Regions from separate parts of the Homo sapiens genome. Here region 2 is linked to region 1. A link is a loop called in an ENCODE intact Hi-C map of the cell type or tissue named here. Cell type or tissue: OCI-LY7. All regions are shown on one strand.

Region 1 (2,500 bases):
CTCATTAGCCCAAGCAATCTGCCCAACTCAGCCTCCCAAAGTGCTGGGATTACAGGCATGAGCCACCATGCCTAGCCTTTAGTCTACTTTTTGTTTCTATGAATTTGCCTACTCTTAAGTACCTCATATAAGTAGAATCATACAATATTTGTCCTTTTGTGTCTGGTTGTATTAGGGTTCTCCAGAGAAATAGAGCCAATCGTAGATAGATATAGGCAGAGACAGAAAGAAGGAGATTTATTATGAGGAATTGGCTCATGATCTTATAGAGGCTAAGAAGTCAGCCGTTTGTAAACTGAAGACCCAAGAAAGCTCTTGTGTATTTCCAAACTGAGTCTGAACGCCTGAGAACAAGGGGAATCGATGGTGTAAAGCCCAGTCCAGAGACAGGAAAAAGACCAACGTCCCCTCATGCTCATCCCAGAATAAACACCCAGCAAATATTTAATGTATTAAATACATGAGACGTTAATGAGTGACTCTAACAAATACAAATCAGAATCCTTCATTTTTTGACATTTGTATTGAAAGCGCCTAGTTTTTACTTACTAATTTCTACAATTTTTTTATTTTAAAAACTCTTAAAGAAGCATGTGTATATTATCTGATGTCGTTTTGCCAAAAATAATAATCTATTACAATCCTATAATAAGCTAGATATTATCTAATTATTCTATTAGGTTGAAATAAGCCAATGTTTGTCAGAAGGAAAAACTGACCCATGTAAGTGTTTATTTCAAGGGTTTTTCTTAACTGTGGATATCTGATCTTTGAGAGCTGCTGGTTTTAATTCTCATGCATCCTTCTGAGAAGTCACATTCTCAGAAGTTATTTAATTATGGAAAATGAAGAAGCCATAGGCTTATAGCATGAAATTCTAAACCTTGCCTGTCATAAATGTTGCTCAACAAAAGTTTCATATTTTGCAAACCAAGTGTTCCTCAGTAACACTCAACTACATAAGTTATGCTTGTCAGAGAGCTAATGGCATGGAAGAAAGAGGAGAAAAGTAAGGAACATTTAATAATAACTGGAAATGTACATTATTTCATGTCTTTTTTAATTCTATGATTCTTTTGAGCTGAAAAACTAAATGTGAAAAAGCAATCCAAAAAACAGTTTGAAATATGTTAAAAGTGAAGACAGAGATTTATATTGCAATACCCACCTCAGCCTTAACTGCGCTGTCTTCACCACAATCCTATAATTGTCTCATAAACTCCAAGCAAAGACCAAACGTTGACCACTGCTTTTCTCAGCAAAAAACATGGGCCTGAAATGTATCATGCAAGGTGTTACACTGCCACCTGCTGGTACGCCATCAATATGCATGGGAAAGAAAGGATCCAACACAGGACCTTTTTTCTCCTCCTTTCTCTCTTAGGGGTAATCTCCCAGAGGAGACAACGGTAAACTAGAAGAAAGGGAACGTGGAGGCCATTTTTCTTGGTCCTGGCAGTATAATTCAGCCTCCGAGATCTAGAAAGATTCTTTTTTTTTTTCATACGGAGTCTCGCTCTGTTACCCAGGCTGGAGTGCAGTGGCGCTATCTCCGCTCACTGCAACCTCCGCTTCCCGGGTTCAAGCAGTTCTCCCGCCTCAGCTTCCCGAGTAGCTGGGATTAGAGGTGCGCACCATCACACCCAGCTACTTTTTTGTATTTTTAGTAGAGACGGGTTTTACCATGTTGGCCAGGCTGGTCTCGAACTCCTGACCTCACGTGATCTGCCTGCCTCAGCTTCCCAAAGTGCTGGGATTATAGGCATGAGCCGCCGCCCGTCTAGAAAGATTCTTAAGTAAACAACAATACACTCTAACACTATTGAGTGGTACCATATTCCTCTAAGACTTACAGAATTCGAAAAACAAACAAATCCAGTTCTAGTCTCACAGCATTGACGTTAGAGTTTCCAGAGAAGGGGTGTGGGACATGGGAATATGAGTCAAACTGTAGAAAATTACTTCACCCTTATAGTCAACATTGTTTCATCTGCAGCTCTTCCGTAAAACAGGATTAGCTGTAAGGCATGAAGAGCTTTTCCATCTTGAGTCCATCTGTGCGACTGCCAGAAAGGAGCTTTGTGCAGTTAGAGGGTCATTCTGTGGGAATCAGAGACAGATGTTAGACCTGTGCTATCCAGTACAGTAGCCACTAGCCACAGGTGGCTACTACGCATTTGGAAAGTGGCCAGTCTCAATTGAGATGTGCTGTAAGTACAAAACACTTAGTGGATTTCAAAGTCTTAGCATTAAAAAATATATAAAATATCTTTTTATATTGATTATATATTGAAGCGTAATATTTGGAATATGTTGAATTAAATAAATATATTATTTAAAAATAATTTCATCTAATTTTTTTTTTAAGACAGGGTCTTGCTCTGTTGCCCACGCTGGTGTGCAGTGGCACGATCACAGCTCACTGTAGCCTTAACCTTCTGGGCTCATGTGATCCTCCCCGCTCAGCCTCCCGAGTAGCTGGCACTACTTGTGCACACCA
Region 2 (2,500 bases), 820 kb before region 1:
CCCAGCCTTAAGGGATTCTCCCACCTTGGACTTCTCAAGTGTTGGTATTACAGGCATGAAACACTGCACCAAGCTAGAAATACTTGCCCATTTCTATTGCTCGGGTCACGTGGCTTAAGATAGAACTTGAAAGTTGAGAGACGGCGGAGCGTGGTGGCTCACCCCTGTAATCCTGCACTTTGGGAGGCCGACGCGGGCAGATCCTTGAGGTCAGGAGTTTGAGACCAGCCTGGCCAACATGGCGAAACCCCGTCTCTACTAAAAATACAAAAATTAGCCGGGCGTAGTGGCGTGCGCCTGTAGTCCCAGCTACTCCGGAGGCTGAGGCAGGAGAATCGCTTGAACTCGGGAAGCGGAGGTTGCGGTGACCTGAGATCGCGCCACTGCACTCCCGCCTGGGCGACAGAGCGATACACCGTCTCAAACAAACAAACAAAACAAAAAAAAGTTGAGAGACAATAATACAAAAAACAAGAAGGAAAGATCTTTTGATTTTCAGTGAGGATGTTGCAGGGAAGGTGGAAAAGGAGCATCAAGACCCTTTTAAATTTTGTTATTCTCTAAATTTTGCAATTTAGCTATTAGCTTTGTAAAGTGTACATTCAGGGCAGAATTGTAGCCTGTCGGTGTTAGGTTATTTCTCTGCAGTCAGTTTGTGGAACATAATTTGACTGATGATAGATCTAAATCCACGCAGTAATCACTCAAAATGAGATGATATTTATTTCATATGCATGTGCTATATAATACTATGGTTATCAAAAATTGAATTAGGAGAATTGCGCCCAACGAGAATGGGCTTGTCTATGTGAGATTCATGTGGTTGTTATGCTTTCTTTTTAATAGTCCAACAAAAGAGAAAAGGCAAGATATAAATGAGTGATTCCGGAATCCATGCACCTAGAAAATGATTGTTTTGTCTATCTAGATTGGTTTTCTTTTGCATGTGAATTTCCAATTGTTCCAGCAACATTTGTTGAAAAGACTTTCTTTGCTTCATTGCATTACCTTTATTTTGACAAAGATCATTTGGCTATTAGAAACCCACGCGCTTGGAAAATGAGATCTCTCAGTTCTCCATGAGGTGGCAGCAGCTCCTCAGTAACATGAGAGACCCTGTGGTGAAGGTCAAGTTCAAAGACGCCTTAGGCACTGTCCAGCTGAGAATTTTCACAGGCTGTACTTTCTTTGGCCAGGTTTCCTCTGTGACTTTGTTTCTTTTATTTTCTTTTTGAGAAAATTCAGCAACAAATCACCTTTTGATTATATCTGGGCCTTCCTGTTGTAAGATGGACTGCTTATACTGGTCAACAGACAGATTTCACAGCAGTCCTGGGGCCAAATTATAGTTTAGCAGCCACAGAGATTGACTTAGCTGGAGGTGGAGGACATGGAAGCATAACCGATCTTGCAATTTTGGAGGAGAGAATTGCTTCCTTTCTATAGCATACATTTATCTTTTTATAGAGAAGTTTTAGGGGGTTGAGTAGAGGCATTACAGATAAAATGAGGATGCTACCAGTGTTTTATAAAACTGAGCCAATTTAGGGTTTTAAGATTACTTATTTATATATTTTTATATTTTTCCTTTAAAACCATTTTAGAGATTATACTGTGTTTCCTTTTGTGAGAGAGAAAACTGTTTTCTGGAAGCACTCAGTTAAAATAAAGAATTTAAAATTGCGCTTCATTTTCCATCAAACTTTTAAAACTAAATTGTTTGATGATTTTGACTCTAATATATTGAATACATTTAATTCTAATAGGCTTCCTTCTCCAAATGTTTCAAATTATAAGACAATCCTTTCATTGTATTCTTCATCAGAACCTGGCACTGTCCCTCTTTCTCTGCCTTTCTTTGCTTAAATTACGCTATTCTGGATGAGTAATGATAGACATACTTGATCTAAGTATATGTCTGTAATGTTAAAGTCATTTTTAGAACGTTCAGAAGCCCTTTTTCTGCTAACATTCTTTTTTTTTTTTTTTTTTTGAGACGGAGTCTTGCTCTTTCACCAGGCTGCAGTGCAGTGGCGCGATCTCAGCTCACTGCCACCTCTGCCTCCCGGGTTCAAGCGGTTCTCCTGCCTCAGCCTCCCGAGTAGCTGGGACTACAGGTGTGCGCCACCACTCCCAGCTAATTTTTGTGTTTTTAGTCGAGACAGGGTTTCACCATGTTGGCCAGGATGGTCTCAATCTCTTGACCTACTGATCCGCCTGCCTCGCCTCCCAAAGTGCTGGGATTACAGGCATGAGCCACCGTGCCTGGCCTCTGCTAACATTATTGATCACACTTACCACTTCAAAAATCTTGGTTCTAGTGATAGTCTACATTTTTATTGTTGTTGTTTCTATTTTCTTAATTTTTCTCCTAGAGTGATTAATTCCATTCTGTACTTTTTCACAAATAGACTGTTTTTAGAGTAGTTTCTTGTTTACAGCAAAATTGATCAGGAAGAACAGAATTCCCATATATCCTCTGCCATCACACATGCACAGC

The links. Peaks named below come from ENCODE experiments on the same cell type or tissue, not always from the same donor. Only the 100,000 strongest peaks of a DNase experiment are listed, where the experiment ranks them.
Region 2: a loop joins it to region 1, with 9 times the contacts of the local background. A loop is called at or near these places in 31 of 110 quality-filtered maps.

The regions. Positions count from the first base shown.
Region 1 is chr10:28,380,757-28,383,256 of GRCh38, forward strand. No RefSeq gene overlaps it. Among named protein-coding and RNA genes, the nearest start is that of MPP7-DT, 79 kb to the left of the region's middle. In OCI-LY7, a CTCF peak has its summit at 1,289 (motif pointing left); a DNase peak (open chromatin) is centred at 1,255.
Region 2 is chr10:27,557,623-27,560,122 of GRCh38, forward strand. No RefSeq gene overlaps it. Among named protein-coding and RNA genes, the nearest start is that of LINC02680, 7.3 kb to the right of the region's middle. In OCI-LY7, CTCF peaks have their summits at 1,099 (motif pointing right) and 1,300; a DNase peak (open chromatin) is centred at 1,099.